2 separate regions of the Mus musculus genome follow, and region 2 is linked to region 1. Evidence: chromatin loops called from intact Hi-C (ENCODE). Cell type or tissue: left cerebral cortex. All regions are shown on one strand. Links, peaks and the distances in the headings refer to the core of each region. The heading gives the core; the rest is flanking DNA. Region 1 holds the start of Arrdc2 (arrestin domain containing 2). Region 2 holds the start of Mpv17l2 (MPV17 mitochondrial membrane protein-like 2).

Region 1 (8,319 bases), core at 287-8,286:
GAGCCACACCTCCAGCCCCTCACTGGGGGAGTTTAGGCAGAGACTCCACTTTCTAGTCCCATTCTACCCAGTAATGTCTTCAGAAGATATTAAATTCTTTGTTGTTTGTTTTTAAATATTTATTTATTTAATATGTACGTGAGTACACTGCTGCTGTCTTCAGCCACACCAGAAGAGGGCATCAGATCCCATTACAGGTGGTTGTGAGCCACCATGTGGTTGCTGGGATTTGATCTCAGGACCTCTGGAAGAGCAGTCAGTGTTCTTAACCACTGAACCATCTCTCCAACCTCCAACCTCCATTTTTTTTTTTTTGGAGTTTTTGAGACAGGGTTTCTCTGTGTAGCCCTGGCTGTCCTGGAACTCACTTTGTAGACCAGGCTGGCTTTGAACTCAGAAATCCACCTGCCTCTGACTCCCAAGTGCTGGGATTAAAGGTGTGTGCCACCACTGCCCGACCTTTTTGTTGTTTTTAAGACAGTGTGACATGTAGCCCAGTCTATCCTGGAATTCACTGTGTAGCCAGGGACAACTTAGAATTCCTGATCCTCCTGCCTTGTAGCTGCCTGCAGCTACACGAACCGGGTTCCTGAATCGGAGGCTGGGGCTGTATGGGAGGAAATGGTGAGAGAAATAACGAGACCAAGACAAGATACTGATCAAGGCCCAAAGTTTACTTAAGAGTCTGAGCTTATAAAGGTGAAAGGGCCATCCTCCAACACTCCAGGTTCTCCTTGCTCTGCCGCCAGGCTGTCAGTACTTGGTGGCCAGGCTGTTGCTTATTCAGGATCGGCTCAGGAAGACAGGTTCAGCCTGTCAGCAGGCAGCAGCATCTTGGAGAAGAGCACAGAGGGGGCAGAACACTAGACCTAGCTATGTCTCGGAAGTCTCCACCCCAGGTGGTCCCCTTCACAGTGGCAGAACAGGTCTGAGCCAGCCTGCTCACCGCTGGGGGACGCTACACTGCCTCAGCTTCTAGAGTTCAGAAGTCATAATGGTTCATTTCACATAGTTTACTCCAGTACTCACATGGCTGCAGGAGGATGATTGCTTCAAATTCAAGGACAGCCTGGAGACTGTCTCAAGAAATACACACATACATATAAATAAAAACCAACCAAACAAATAAAGCCAAGCTGGGTCTGGCGGCACAAACCTTTAATCCCAGGTCTCTGGCTTCTGAGTTTGAGGCCAGTCTGGTCCAGGTAGGGAGTTCCAGGCCAGCCAAGGCTACATGGTTATTTATGCCCTGTCTCAATAAATGAATAAACAAACAAACAATACCAGAGAGGGCTATGAGCTAACAGTTATGGGTGTCTTCAAATGTCACATCCTGGTTTCTGGACAAGTAGGGACAGGTAAGCTACAGTCTGGGCAAAGCCATGGTGGCCCAAAGAAGAAAACCATTCTCTAGCTCCATCTGAGCCTGACATGTTCACCAGCTCCCTGGCGGCCTGTGTTGGGACTCTGCACCTCTGGCGCCCCCTGCTGGTCACACAGCCGGCGAGCTGCTGGAACAAAAACTGCTCAGTCCCCTGCTCTTTAATCCTCATGCTGGCCCCTACTGTCCTTAGCCCTCTGCCCTCAGCCATCTCCTGGTCCCTCCCTTTATCACTCGGTCTGTCTCTCCATCTCTGTAGGCACAGAGCATCGCATATGAGGTGGTGTCAGAGCTGCAGGCCCAGCAGGAGGAGTTGGAGGCACGCCTAGCCGCCTTGGAGAGCCGACTGGATGTCCTGGGTGCCTCCCTGCAGGCTCTACCAGGCCTTATAGCCCAAGCCATATGCCCTCTACCACCACCCTGGCCTGGGCCTGGTCACCTGGCCACAGCCACCCAGAGCCCACAAAGCCACTGGCTGCCCACCATGGGATCAGACTGTGGGTGATGGCTGCTGACCGCTAGACTGCTCCATCTCAGCCATCGTGTGGCCACAGCTAGCTCCTTGCCGTTTTGGACCTCCGGACTACTGCATTTAGAAGCTTGGGTGAACTGAGCCGACTGGACTGGCACTCATCCTTCTGAGGCTGGGCCACAGGATCCAGGTCCCCTTAGCTGTCCCAGGCCCCAGGAGGGCAAGGAGTAGTAGCAGGGGCCTCAACATTTCTAAGTAAATCAGGAGCTTCCAGCCCGCTTTCTGTTGACATGCAGGGGGCTGCAAACATCTCCCCAGAGGAGGTAGATGACCCCACCTGGGGATTCCTTAATGGACGGGGACAGACGTGGAAAGTCACTGCACATGCATTGAGTATCTACTGTATACAGGGACTGAAACAATGGCTTTTCTTCAGGATCTATCTAACTGGAGTAAGATACAAACAAATGAGAATTCAGAGAGGTGAGGCCACTTGCCTGTAGCCACACAGCAATGGTCTGAGGCAAACACACTTGTTAAACAGCATAAGCGGATAGATTCTACTTGGGGATCCTGATGTCAAAGTAAGGACACACGGGAGGGTGAGAGGCCAGGGTTACAGACGAGCAGAGTCACCACGGTCACTTCAGACCTTAGGCTTCAGACTTTGGGTACTTGGGGAACACTGAGACACCTCACAGGCATGGGCGGCTTATCAAGAGCAGCCTAAGTCACAGTGTCCTCTGATCAGACTTTCAGCCACCTGTCTTGGGAGATAGTGGACCTGTGTGGGAACCCAGAGGCCCAGTTTGGATTCTATAAGTTTGTGGGGTGGAGCTCTGGGGTGGACCTGGGCAGGCTTTATTCCCCTGCTGCTGTGGGAAACAGGCCTAACCCAACCCCCACACGGGTCAGACAGTAGGTGCTCAATAAATACCCCCTCCTTCCTAAGACTGCCCATGAGGGCTTGGGAAACATGGACCCATCCTGCCCCTTCTGAGCCCAGTATTAGCTCCTGTCCATCAGGAAGGGGACTGAGATCAAAACAGGTCCAGAAGAAATAAACAAGGCAGGTCAATGTGACACATGCCTTTATTCCTAACACCTAGGAGGCAAAGGCAGGTGGGTTGCAGTGTATACAGTGTAAGACGTGGGGTGGCACAGAAATAAACAAGGCTGTAGGTGACTTGGGATTCTGGTGAAACATTTGGGCGTGGAGGACAACAGGGTCCTTCAGATTCCAACTGCGCGCTGCGTGTTTCTAAGGTCTGTGCATCACCGGGAGGCGGGCTGGGGCTAAATGAGAGTATAAAATGGCCTGGCGTGGTGCAAGCCTTTACTCCCAGCATTTGGGAGGCAGAGGCAGGCGGATTTCTGAGTTCGAGGCCAGCCTGGTCTACAAAGTGAGTTCCAGAACAGCCAGGGCTATACAGAAAACCAAAAAGAAAGGGAGGGGGGGAAGGACGGAGGGAAGGAGGGAGAGAGAGAGAATAAAACGCAGTTGTGAGGCCACAGATCGCCTCGGTCAGAGGACACATTTTCCCTGCCCCGGACTTAATAATCAACGTCATGGAGTAGGAAGTCCGGGTGTCTAGGGACCCGGTTCGTGGGACATGCAGCTGGGCTCCCTGCGCAGCTTCGGGCGCCGCGGGGGTCGGGGGCAGCGGCTGCCAGGCTGGTGATGTTCCAGGCAGCCGCACTGCTGCATGTGCAAGCACCTGAGGTGGTGGTGCGCGGTTGGAGCGCAGCGTAGGCGTGAACGCCGTGGCCAGTGACTTCACCGCAGCCAAGACAACCTGTGACACCAGCAGATGTTACTTCCAGGTGAGCTCGCAGAAGCAGTAGACACTCAGGAAGCTGAGGCAGGTGGATTTCCAGAAGCTCAAGGCCAGCCAGAGCTACACAGAGAGACCCTTTCTCAAGACTTTTCTTAAAAAGTTAGATGTGGCTGCACATATCTGTCATTCCAGCACTGGGGAGCTGAGGCAGGAGGATCAGGGCCTCATAATTTGAGGGTAGCCTGAGCTAACATATACTGTCACAAAAATCATAAGGGCTCCCAGAGTTAGGATTTCACATAGGGACGCCCATCTATCCTGGATGAAGTCCTCCTGCCTGGACTATGTCCCTATTTCAGGCCTGTGACAACCTAGAAATAGAGGTTGACAGTGGAACACTCCCAATTAAAGCAGGGGATTCAGGATCTGTGGAAACCCAGGATGGGCTAGAGAGTCTCCTGTTTAGGACCTCCAGGTGAGGGGGTCCCGATTCTCAAAGAAGCTTCTCGTGTGTGCACCCCGAATTCTGTCTCAGTTTACCTTGCCTTGTCTGCTACTCTGGGTCTGTCCCTGAAGTGGGGGCGGGTCTGATGGTGTTTGTGGATAGGAAGGGAATCTCTCCCACTGGGAAGGAGCCTGTGGCAGACTGCAATGGAAGACATTCCACTGTGAATCCGGGTCATAACCCCTCCCAGTTCACTTATGAGACCCCTAGGGCATTCCTATCCCTGAGCCTTGCTGTGTGCCTGCAGGGCAGATGTGGTGTCTCTGGGCTCCCTGCCCCTCACTCACTCACTCAGCTAAGCCAGGCTTCACTATGCCGGACCGTGAAATAGGCAGGTCAGAAGCGGGGCCCCACATCTGCTTCCAGCTGCTCTAAACAGATAAATCCTCAGTTGGATGAAGGAAGTCAGCGTCTGTCCAGTGGGCCAGGAAGAGACCCCGTTGAAACTTTTTTCTCCAGGTGACTCAAAGGAAATCCTGAAGCCACCCAGACTTTCACTGAGGACTTCCTCTAACACACACGGGGTGGGGTGGGGTTGGGTGGGGTGTGACTTACTCCGTGACTCCAGGCGAAGGCCAAACCCTCTCTCTGGTCTCCGAGACTTATCTGTGTGGTACACTCACTCTGGGAGGGGGCGTCTTCAATTCCCGCACTTTTCTTTAGTCCAAGACCTGTGGGACTTCTCTGGTCCTCCAGGCCGCCTTGTCCTCTCCAGGCTGCGGGCAGGGGGTGCTGCAGCCTGGTTCATAAGGCTGTGAACCTGTGTTCGTTCACACAGCTGGGCTCAGGAGTGAATACGAGCCGCAGTACATCCCATGTCCACCAGGGGGTGCCCGTGTCTACAAATGCCGGGCAGGTTTCCCTGCAGGAGCAATTCTTCCTGTTACATTCCAGAAGGGTCTCCCTATCCCCAGGTACACTGCAGCCCTTGACTCAAAATATCAGAGTCTCCTGGATTTGCTGCCTATGCACGGCAATCCCTTTCTGGATCTGAGGGACTAAGTTCCCCTAGGCCTTATGGAAGTGGAAATTGAGGCACATCCTCCTTGTCCCTTGCCAGGGTCCTTTAGGTTGAATGGGGGTGCCCAATGCGGGGGGGGGGGGAAAGGACCAACACTTCCCTGTCCCCACCAATTCGCATCGCCGGAAACAATGGGCCTGAAAAAAGGTGCCCCAGATAGGTCTGCAGGCGGCAGCGAGTTGATGATTAAGCTGGGAGGTTCTGGCCTAGTGGACACACCTGCGAACCCAGCATCTAAGAGGCTGACACCGGAGTTCCATTGCCTTGAGTTCCCGGGCAGCCTGGGTTACAGTGTGAGATCCTGTCTGAAAACATAAGAAAAAGCCAGGCCGGGCAGGAGAGATGGCTCAGTGGCTAAGAGCACAGACTGCTCTTCCAGAGATCCTGAGTTCAATTCCCAGGAACCACACAGTGGCTCACAGCCATCTGTAATGGCTCTCTTCTGGTGTGTCTGAAGACAGCTACAGTGTACTCATATACATATACAAATAAATAAATCTTTTTTTTTTTAAGTTTAAGAAACAGTCAGGTACTAAGGCAAACGCCTATCAAGTCAGCTCTGGAAGACTGGTGGAGGATGGCAAATTCAACATCGGGCTTGGTTAGAGTACGAGATGCATTGGAGGCTATGTGAGACTTGGCCTCAGAAGAAAATAAAGCTTTCGGGTTCAGAAATCCGATTTGAGCTTTAATTCCAGCACTCGGGAAGCAGTGGCAACCTCGCCTCTATGAGTTCAAGGCCAGCCTGGTCTACACAGTGAGTTCCAGACTAGCCAAGGGAACACAAAACTACTGGCCAATCTTGTAAACAGAAGCAGGGGGACTGTCTCAAGTCCCAGGTAAGTTTGGGCTACATGAGAACCCGTCTCAAAAAGCAACAGAAAAAAAAAATAGTGACAGTTGTCACGCTGGGTGACTAAGACCAGTTTCCCTATTCCTGGGCTTCCTTGTTTGTGTATTTGCGAGACCTAAGGCGGCAGAGCCGCGCTGCAGCACCTCCCACTTAGGCTCCGGTTCAGAACCAAGCAAGGGTTATTTTGTCTGGAGCCTCGTGAGGCCACGCCCCACCGCGCTATTGGTGAAGTTCTTTCCGGTAGGCGAGGCTTTCTCTAACGCCCCGCCCCGCCCCGCCCCTCGATGCTACTGACTTTCTCGCAGGAGCTGATTTTGCCCCCTCAGACCACGCCCTTCACACGCTATTGGCCTGGTCCCTTGTAGGGGGGGGAGCTTTCTATCAGGCCACCGCCCTCGTGGAGCCTTTGGCCTAATTCTCTCAGCAGAACCAGGCTTTTTCAGGCCCCGCCTCCTCAGCGCGCTATTGGTGGAGTCTTCTCCTGAAGGTGTGGCTTTCTCCTCAGGCCATTCCTTCGCCGCGCTATTGGCCTAGTCTTTTCTGGGGTCCCGTTCCCTACTGCTGTGTTTGCGGAGTCTCTTCCGGTAGGTGCGGTCTTCTCCTCAGGCCCCGCCCTCCAACCGTCCTATAAGTGCGACGCAGCTGCGGGTCCCCAGCGGTCTTCCGTCCTGTTGTCCCGCTTGTGTGTGTACGTAGTTCGAGCCCGCTGCGTTCGCAGTCTCTAGCTCTTTCTTTTCGCGGGTTCGAGCACCTGGCCGATCTCTTTTTTGGGTTCGCGACCGTCACCGCAATGCTGTTCGATAAGGTGAAGGCGTTCGTAGTAGAGATAGACGGGGCGCGCACGGGCACCGAGCCCGTGTTCCACGGAGGCCAGGCCGTGGCAGGCCGGGTACTGTTGGAGCTTGCGGGCGCGGCACGCGTGGGCGCGCTCAGGCTGCGCGCTCGGGGCCGCGCGCGCGCGCACTGGACGGAGTCGCGCAGCGCGGGCTCCAGCACTGCTTATACTCAGAGTTACAGCGAGCGCGTGGAAGTCGTGAACCACCGCGCCACGCTGCTCGCGCCAGGTACGGGCTGGGGACCTTTTGGGGCGCACCGAGCATGCGATTCCCAGGCCTACGTCCGCTGAGCCCCGGGTCTTGTTCCTAGACTCGGGGGATATCGCCACGCTTCCCGCTGGACGCCACGAGTTTCCCTTCAGCTTCCAGCTGCCTATGTAAGCCCCACTGTCGCCTTCTGGCTGGGCATCTAGGGTTCCCTCAGCCCTGACTTCTCGGGACATCCCTCTTGTATGCCCTTCACCCCACTATCTCCTGATAGTGATCCTCTGATTACCCACTCTTGCCACCCCAGCTCCCTGGTGACATCCTTCGAGGGCAAACACGGCAGCGTCCGCTATTCCATCAAAGCCACTCTGCACCGGCCATGGGTCCCTGCACGCTGCGCCCGGAAGGTGTTCACTGTCATTGAACCTGTGGACATAAACACACCTGCCCTGCTGGCAAGTGGCTGCCCCATGGGGGTTGGGGTCCAGCCTGGCTGCTTGACACCTTTTAGATTTGAGGGTCTCAAATGACCTCTGTAACAGGGAGCCAGGAGTTAGTGGTGAGTTTAAAACCCACTATAGGTAAGTGCAAATTCTGAGGGTGCTCACCTGCTGTGTGCCTCTGGGAAGGTATCTTGCTCTTTCCCAGCCTCAGATACCCCATTTGGAAAGCAGGATATGATAGGGCTATTTTTGTTTTTGTGTTTGCTTTTGTCTTTACTGGTTTTGGGTTTTGCTTTATTTCTTTTTCTTTTCTTGTTTGTTTTTGTTTTTTGTTTTGTTTTGTTTTGGTTTTTTTGAAACAGGGTTTCTCTGTATAGCCCTGGATGTCCTGGAACTCACTTTGTAGATAAGGCTGGCCTCGAACTCAGAAATCTGCCTGCCTCTGCCTACCAAGTGCTGGAATTAAAGGCATGTGCCACCACTGCCCGACTTTTTTTTTTTTTTTTAATTTTAGAAAGGTCTCTCTCTGTGTAATCCTGGCTGGTCTGAGATTCACTGAGTAGACCAGGCTGGCCCTAACTAAGCCCATAGAAATATACCTGCTGGGACTAAAGATAGGTGCCACCACATCTAGTCTTGTTTTTATTATTTATTTACTTATTTTGTTTTTTTCAAGACAGGGTTTCTCTGTGTAGCCCCGGCTGTCCTGGAACTCACTCTGTAGACCAGGATGGCCTTGAACTTAGAAATCTGCCTGCCTCTGCCTCCCAAGTGCTGGGATTAAAGGCGTGCGCCACCACGCCTGGCTTATTTTTAATTTTTA
Region 2 (8,319 bases), core at 262-8,261, 78 kb after region 1:
CCAGTCACAGGGGGTTACCCCGCAGCTGCCGAGAATCTTCCCCACTCTGGCGGGCAAAATACAAACTCTGGCCCTCGCCCAGGCCCTGCGCTGTTCTCCAGACTGTGCAATCGCCTCCCCTTTGGGACAAGGGCCCTGGGTGTGTCCCTGCTCCCTGGACCCCATACCTGCCCAGGGCGGATGGGCAGCAGGTTTTGTACGGTACATTTATTGATACGAATATGAAACATTGTACCTGTTGGCTGAGTGTCTTTGGGGACTGGAATTCCTAAACCCTGTTGCGAACGACAGACTTTGTCCTGCCAGTGGCCATGCCCCATACCCATGTCCTGGCCTGCCAGGGACCCTAAACCCAAGAACAGCCCCTCTTCTGCTGCCCCAGCTCCAGGGTGCTCGGACAGACACAAGCTGTGACGCCCATGTCGTCCTTAACTTCCTCATCAGGAAGAAAGGCAACAACCTCCCAGCCACCCAGGCGGGTGTCGCCTGTCCCTAGTCTCCCTGATTTGTGAGGGGAGACCAAGCTCTGGCCCTCTGCACACTTGCTGACCAGACCCCAGGATCTGTGCTCATTAGCAAAAGTCCTGCACTAGGGTAGGAACACATCAAGACTTAAGCCCATGAGTACTTTGCCAAGTGCTCCCATTCCCCCTCCAGCGCGTTTAGGCTCAGCTAGGACAGTAACGGACAGAACCCGTCCCTGACCCACTACCCTATGGGTTCAGTTGGCCTTGGTCCATGCTGCATCCTGCAAGTGACCTAAGACAAACAGCACCTTGTGACCCCAGAGCCTGGGAAGCTGAGGCACAATCACAAGCTTATTAGCTGGGGAGACAAATCAACAAAAGAGAAAACAAATGTTATCCGTACTCGTGGCCTCAGGGGTGGTCTCTGCCCAGCTTGCAGAGGGGTGAGGGTTGGAATCAAGACTTGGTTAGAACAGAACTCAGCATGTAGCCATCCCAAATCGCCATCCCCTCTAGCTTGCTGTCTCCTACACAGAAAACCCGGTTTTCTCACGCTTGGAGCTGGAACTTTTCCTGCTGGTGCTGCTGTTCTGTGGCCTGTCACTGCTCCAGGGACCCAGGGTTCAATTCTCAAACTGACTTGGTGCAGAGGCTCTCACAGCATGATCCTTTCCTGGCGACTCTATCCACAGTCATGTGTCACTAGCACCCCATTTCACAGACTGGGAAACCGCAGCTGATGGAAAAGGACAGTGTCTGGAGTCCAGGCACATCTCCAGTCTCACACTCAGTTGCTGGAAGCAAGTACCTCAGCTATGTCCTCAACCCAAGCCAGGGCCCAGAACCAGAGATGGGAAGTTGCCCTGCCTAAGCTAGCTTCTTTGCTGTGGCCTGAATCAGCGGAGGTGGGGGGATGTGCCGGGCGGGCGGGGCTGGCTTGCTGTGACCTGGAGTCATGGCAGTAAGAATTAGTGATGAGAATGTGTCACTCCCCCACCTCCGCTGGGCTCTGGGGAAGAACATGAGCCTCCTGTCCCTCGGTCTGGTCGTCACTGTCTGGAGTCCCCCTTCCCATGCCTGATCCAAAAACTTCACGTGACCAGACATGCTAGCCGCGGAGGACTGGAGGCTGGACAGAGTCTTGTGGCCTCGTGATTTGGGACCAGCACCTGGCTGGGGCGGAGCCTTCAGGAAAGGAGTCCCAGGGTTAGAAGGAGCCTGGATGGGGCGTGGACTTAGTGGGTGGGGCCTCCACTTGCTTAAAGTCTCCCGCCTTCCTGGCCTGACCAAGCAGTCCTGCCAGCTTTTTCCTCCGCAGCCATGTCCTGGTCTCCGATCCTACCATTTTTGTCCCTTCTGCTTCTGCTGTTCCCACTCGAGGTTCCCAGAGCAGCCACTGCGTCCCTTTCGCAAGCATCCTCCGAAGGCACAACCACCTGCAAGGTAGGGACCGCAACGCAGGAAGGGGCCCAGGGTCAGATGCCCGCCAGTCTGTCAGCTTAGGGACTTCTCTGCACTTATTCCGTGAACTCGTTTTGGGGAACTCCAATGTCTTCAGGGAAAGCTGTCACGCCCAGGGCCGCCACCCCTAATCCAGTCCCTGAACTCTGAGTACCGTGTCCACGTCCTTTCTCTTCCCCATCTCAGGTCTGAAAAATGCAGCTATCCCCTGCCCGCCTTGCCTGAGCATTTATCAACCACCTACCGGATATGTCTGAGTGAAGAGCTGAGGGATGGGCACGCGCACGGGGTGTGTGTATGTGTGTGAGGGGGGGTGTTCTGCTCCAGACCTGTTGAATCACTGTCTGGTCTCCACCCTCACACAATTCTTGTCGCTTACGGTGTGCGTTCCAGCCGAAGAAGAGAGGGGGCTAGCGTGCTTCTGACCTGGAGCAAACACATGCCCCGCACGCCTAGATCCTTGCTCAGACTCGGCCCGCCCTCCCCGGGGACCGGAAGTCTCTGCACGCATCAGGCACCTTCTGTGTCTAGTCGGGCATCAGACTGGGTGAAGTTTCCCTGGGTCCCTGGAGAGGAAGAATAGAGTCTTCGTGGGTGAAAGGCATCGCTGTGATGCGCAAAATTACAGAGGTGGGGAGGGAGGAGGGACGGAGAGAGATCAAGCGAGAGAGCATGTATTTGGCTTCAGAGTGTGCATCTCTGAACAGACAAAGCTGAGCGAGAGAGCAGCAACTAGAAATATGCATATCTTTTTTTTTTCTTTTACTTTATTTTACTTTATTTTGATTTGGTTTGGTTTTCTGTTTTGTTAATGGAGGGGACAGAGTCTCAGTGTAGGGCTGACTGTCCTGGAACTCACTATGTACAGCAGGCTGGCCTGGAACTCTTCCTCTGCCTCCCGGGTGCTAGTGTTGTCTTAGCACTTCCTGAATATAGTTAAAGATTGTGCATTCGCTGAGCACCTACTGTTTGAGAGCCTGTCAGGTTCCGTTTTGTAGATAAACTGTGATTGCGGAACAGGATCTAGAGTCTCGAAAACCTCAGAGGGGGAAAAAAAAGCCTGGCGGTGGTGGCGCACGCCTTTAGTCCCAGCAATTGGGAGGCAGAGGCAGGCAGATTTCTGAGTTCGAGGCTAGCCTGGTCTACAAAGTGAGTACCAGGACAGCCAGGGCTACACAGAGAAACCCTGTCTCTAAACCCCCCCCCCAAAAAAACCCTCAGAGGGCCCGGGATGTGGCTCACTGGGAGACTGCTCCCCCAACACGTGCAAAGAAACCTTTAGTCCCCAGTGCCACAAGGCTGAACGAACTATAAGGGTCTTGGCATAGGGCTGCCCTCTTCAGGGGTGACCGGGGCCATACCTCACCAGACACCTCTCTTCCTTTCAGGCCCACGATGTGTGCCTCTTGGGGCCACGCCCATTGCCCCCTTCACCACCTGTCAGAGTCAGCCTGTATTATGAGTCCCTGTGTGGAGCTTGTCGCTACTTCCTCGTCCGGGATTTGTTCCCAACCTGGCTGATGGTGATGGAAATCATGAACATCACCCTGGTGCCCTACGGGAATGCACAGGTACTGGGGGCGGGGCAAAGAAACTGAAGCAGGAGGGATGCCAAGGGACAGGAACACCTGGTCACCTGAGCTCACCAGGAACACCTAGTCACCTGAGCTCACCAAGATCCATTGCTATCTTGCAGGAGAGAAATGTCAGCGGTACGTGGGAGTTCCACGTGCCAGCACGGGGAGCTGGAGTGTAGACTGAACATGGTGGAGGTAAGCTGGAGTGCGGACCTGCGGTGAAGGGAGGCGGGATTGGCCACTTTCTCTGGACAACACTTGCCTGCCTCTCCAGGCCTGTCTGCTGGATAAGCTGGAAAAGGAGGCAGCGTTCCTAACCATCGTCTGTATGGAGGAGATGGATGATATGGAGAAGAAACTGGGACCGGTGAGTTGTTGGGTGGGAGGTTGTGCCGCCCTGGCTCCAATATCTAGGCAGGGGATCCATTCCTGAGCCACGCCCCAGGCCCTCACTAGGGGGGTTCTAGGCAGGGCTCCTCCCCAAGTCACACCCCTAGCCCTTGGCGTGACTTTCCCTCACGTAGTTTCTATACAGGAAAACCTTTAGGTCTATGAGCAAAGCCTGGGATCTTCACTATTTGTAGACACAAGACACAGGTGACAGGAGATAAGCCAGGCCGAGCCTGCTTCCCAGAGCATTGTGGGAAATAACGTCCAAAGGTTCACAGCTCTCCAATCACTACTGTGGCTTATCAAACAAACGTCAGGCCTCCCAGCCTCCTGGAGCCTGCGGGACACTCCCAGCCCGACTCCTTTGGTAGGACTGGAGAGTCAAGGAGCCTGAGCACCAAGGAGACACCAAGGAACAGTAGGGTGTTGCCAGCAGAGGGATCGGCATGTAAGGAGGCCCTGAGATAATGAGATACCAGGGGGCAGAGGCTGCAAATCCGGTGTTACTGGGAGGCAAGAGCACCCAAAGACTCAGCTTCAAGGAACCTCCACCCAGACGGACAGTGAGAGGGGAGAGGTCTGTCTGGGGCCACTTGGGGGCTGATGGCGAAATGACTGAACAATGTGTCCCCCTCTTCTCACAGTGCCTGCAGGTGTATGCTCCTGAGGTGTCACCAGAGAGTATCATGGAGTGCGCCACAGGAAAACGGGGCACACAGCTCATGCATGAGAATGCCCAGCTCACAGATGCCCTACACCCACCCCACGAGTATGTGCCCTGGGTGCTGGTCAATGAGGTAAGAACTCTCTAGCCAGCCAGGGCAGCACAGTCTGAGTTCAAAGCCCCAGAGTCATGTAAAAAGCATGGTGGTGTATTCCCCAGCACTGAGTGTTGCTACAGCAGTGACTCCAGGCTCGGTGGTTAAGAAAGCTGGCCCTCTTTGCAGATGACCTGGGTTTGAGTCCCAGCACCAGCTCCAGGGATCTACCGCCCTCTTGTGGCCGCCATGGGTACTACATAAACATTGTGTACACACATACTTGGGGGCAAAACATCCCTACACATGAATAAGATAAACAAATCTAAAAATAAGATTTTAATTAGAAAAAAGACACCAAAGCCAAAATAACAAAAGACAACAAAGATCCTCCATTTTGAGCTCTGGCCTCATACACAAGAGTCTTTGTCTGAAAGATCCCAAAGCAGAGTGACAGATCAGCCGCCCTGCCTAGGTCAGTACAAGTGAGAGTGTTCTGGAACTATCAGTGATCCCCCTACGTCAGCTCCCAGGCTCATTCCTCTTACCCAGCTGTGCTTACCCATGTCTCCTGTGATATGCAGAAACCTTTGAAGGACCCCAGCGAGCTCCTGAGCATAGTCTGTCAGCTGTACCAGGTAAGCTGGGCATGAATCATGGGGTTCATCTAGGGGGGTTGAGTCTCCCCAGAGGTCCCCCATTCCTAGCCTTTCATCCCCCTCCAGGGAACGGAGAAGCCAGACATCTGCTCCTCCATTGCCGACTCCCCCAGGAAGGTCTGCTATAAGTAAAGGCATAACCTCAAACTCGTCCCAGGAAAAACTGCCCAGCTTCTTCAAATTGCCAACCTGCAAGAGCTGCTGCCTCGCTATGAAAACCTTGCACATGTCCCACAAAGCCCAGACTCCAGACTTCTCAGAGACAAGGATCTTGCCTTATTTTCAAATGGTGCTAAATTTAAATTCATAGAATAAATCATCTATACTCCTGTGATTCCTTTTTCCTAGAGTTGGAGTTTGTGTTTTTGTCTTTAATGTGGAGCTGTAACCCAGGGTACTGCACCTGCTCAGCTCTCAATGCCCCAGACCCTAGAGTTCATCCCATCTGAAAAGCCAAAAAAATGCCAGTCTCTGGGAATTACTTTTTTCATTGTATAACAAAACACAAAAGCTACTTAAGGAAGGAAGGGTGTATGCTGGCTCACCTTGTGAGAGTCTATAGCCCATCTCCTATGTGTGTCTGTGTCTGTGTGTTTGTGTAAGTCCAGACAGGAGCTTGAAGTCACACTGTATGCAGTCAGGAGGCAAGCAGGCAAATGCTGATGCTCCACCCACTTCATCCTATTGGTGGGAGGGGTTGGGTGGAGACAGAATGTAGCCCTGGCTGTTCTGGAACTTGTTCTGTCCCCAAGTCCCTCAAACTCACAGAGATCCACTTGCCTCTGCCTCCTGAAAGATGAGACTAAAGGTGTGGGCAACCACTGCTCAGACACTTGCAACTTTTTAATTTGTCCAGAACTCTAGCACATAGGATGGTGCCACCCACATTCTGGGTCGGGGGAATCTTTTCACCTCAGCTAACAGTCTAGACCAGCTGCTCTCACCCTGTGAGTCCACACCCCTTGGGGGAGGTCAGACAACCCTTTCACAGCGGTCACATATCAGATATTTACAAATCATAACAGTAGCAAAATTACCTAACAACAAAACGTTATAGTCGGGGGTCAGCACAGCATGAGGAACTATATTAAAAGGTCATAGCATCAGGAAGGTTGAGAACCACTTTTCTAGACCAACCATCTCATATGCCCCCGGGGTTGTCTTCAAGGTGACTCTAGATCCTGTCTGATTGACAGAATTGACCTTCACACCTAAAGATGCCAAGGACCAGTTACCAATGAGTCCTCTGTCCAGGAAATGCAGAACCAATCCTGTCACTAGTTTAGTGAAGCCAGGATAGGCCAGGGGAGGAATGAAGACTGGAAGGATGGGATGTGTAGAGTCTATATAATGAGGATAGGCATTTTAGAATTGGGCTTTGAAGAATGAATAGGAGTTCCTTAGGCAGAACAGAAATTCATGGATAAACACGTAACTATAAAACCTATGATGGGGCAGAGACTTAAAGGGGGGTCGGGAGCATGTGTTTACTGTAGGAAATAAATAAGACTTTCCTGGAAAAGGCAGGTGAGATACTCGAAAACCTGGGCATCGGACAACAGTTTAGTGGCTTGTCTTGTGTATGGTTAAAGAATAAAGGAAGTAAGGATGTTTGTTTCCAGAGTGACACAAAGTTGCTGTGAAGAGATCAATACATGAATTTTGCATAATGAACTCCTATTCAGTCTTCGAAACGCAGAGGTGTGGCGCGGCGGTGGAGGCTGTAGCCTGGGCTGTATGAGCATAGGTCTCAAATAGCTGAGGTTAGACCGGTGTCTATGAACTTGCCTGAGCAGCTTCGCTGGCACAGGAGAGGTCACGCCAAGGTCAAGTCCAGCAGCTTTGCTAATGCCCCTCGCCCCGCCCATTCCCAGGAAGCTTTGTGGGCGAGGCGGCGAGGCGAGAGGCAGCCACCTACCATTGGTCAGCTCGGCTCAGGGGTGGGAGGCCCGCGAGACTCATGTGCGCTTGCCCATTGGTCCGCTGAGAGCAGAAAAGTGGGTAAAGCAAAATAGGACTTCCCGTGTTCGGCGTGAGCGGCCTGCCGCAACGCTTGAGGACGATTGGTCACTTCCTTTGAGAGGCGGAGCTTTGGGGTTTTGGATTGGTCCGTTCTGAATAGGGCGGTTCTTCGGCGGGGCATGTGATTGGCGCGGGCCCGGCGCTCGGCTGCCGCGGCTCCCTGGTGTCTGTAGCGGCGATGGCTCTGGGAGGCTGGCGCTGGGCTCGCAAGGCGTTGGCTGCGGGGCGCCCGCTGTTCCAGGGCCGCGCGCTGCTCCTCACCAACACACTGGGCTGCGGCGTGCTCATGGCCGCGGGCGATGGCGCGCGACAGGTCTGGGAAGTGCGCGCGCGGCCTGGACAGAGATTCAGCGCGCGGCGCTCAGGTGAGAGGGACCTGTGCGCGAACGAGAGGGACCCCCAGAGACCGAGCGGTCACCTGGACCGGGCACCCACCTTCCTGGGGCCTGTCAATCACTCTGGGACCTGGCACCCACTCTGATGGGTCCTGTCAGTCTCTCTGCACCTCGCCAGGAGGTTCTGCCATTGACTCTCCCTGTCCCGCAGCCAGCATGTTCGCCGTGGGCTGCAGCATGGGCCCCTTCCTACACTTCTGGTATCTGTGGTTGGACCGCCTCCTCCCCGCGTCGGGCCTACGAAGCCTCCCGAGTGTGATGAAGAAGGTGCTAGTGGATCAAACGGTGGCATCTCCCATTCTGGGCGTCTGGTACTTCCTGGGTAAGGAGCAGCAGGACTTTGAGAACTCAGAAGTTGTGATGGGCAGAGCCTGGTTTGTGCTTAGGGGAGTGCTGACGGGGCTTCTCTTCTATTTTTTCCCTCCCCCCCCCCAAGGTTTCTTTGTGTAGACCTTGCTGCCCTGGAGGAACTTGCTCTGAAGACCAGGCTGGTGTCAAACTCACATAGATCCACCTGCCTCTGCCTCCCGAGTACTGGGATTGCTTTGTTCTAGGAGGCATCATGTACTCTCGCTGCCTTGAGTTTGCTA

The links. Peaks named below come from ENCODE experiments on the same cell type or tissue, not always from the same donor. Only the 100,000 strongest peaks of a DNase experiment are listed, where the experiment ranks them.
Region 2: a loop joins it to region 1, with 5 times the contacts of the local background. A loop is called at or near these places in 19 of 42 quality-filtered maps.

What each region holds. Positions count from the first base shown.
Region 1 is chr8:70,837,883-70,846,201 of GRCm38, reverse strand. It overlaps Arrdc2 (arrestin domain containing 2), which reads left to right and starts at 6,482. Exons shown (of 8, transcript NM_027560.1): 1 at 6,482-7,074; 2 at 7,157-7,223; 3 at 7,361-7,508. The coding sequence starts at 6,801. Kcnn1 (potassium intermediate/small conductance calcium-activated channel, subfamily N, member 1) reads left to right here. Exons shown (of 10, transcript NM_032397.3): 10 at 1,641-3,038. The coding sequence ends at 1,886. In left cerebral cortex, for the core only: CTCF peaks have their summits at 1,481 (motif pointing left), 4,956 (motif pointing right) and 7,242; DNase peaks (open chromatin) are centred at 1,476, 4,958, 5,506 and 6,477; H3K4me3 peaks cover 1,384 bases; H3K27ac peaks cover 1,709 bases.
Region 2 is chr8:70,760,100-70,768,418 of GRCm38, reverse strand. It overlaps Mpv17l2 (MPV17 mitochondrial membrane protein-like 2), which reads left to right and starts at 7,498. Exons shown (of 5, transcript NM_183170.2): 1 at 7,498-7,699; 2 at 7,881-8,051. The coding sequence starts at 7,513. It overlaps Ifi30 (interferon gamma inducible protein 30), which reads left to right and starts at 1,756. Exons shown (of 8, transcript NM_023065.3): 1 at 1,756-1,910; 2 at 3,317-3,499; 3 at 3,625-3,654; 4 at 3,656-3,700; 5 at 3,780-3,872; 6 at 4,540-4,692; 7 at 5,238-5,291; 8 at 5,379-5,646. The coding sequence starts at 1,788. The coding sequence ends at 5,444. 6330537M06Rik (a long non-coding RNA gene) reads right to left here and starts at 7,304. Exons shown (of 2, transcript XR_003947402.1): 1 at 7,231-7,304; 2 at 844-2,494. It overlaps Pik3r2 (phosphoinositide-3-kinase regulatory subunit 2), which reads left to right. Exons shown (of 16, transcript NM_008841.3): 16 at 1-243. In left cerebral cortex, for the core only: a CTCF peak has its summit at 4,892 (motif pointing left); DNase peaks (open chromatin) are centred at 2,276, 4,866, 7,358, 7,886 and 1 more place; H3K4me3 peaks cover 2,554 bases; H3K27ac peaks cover 1,453 bases.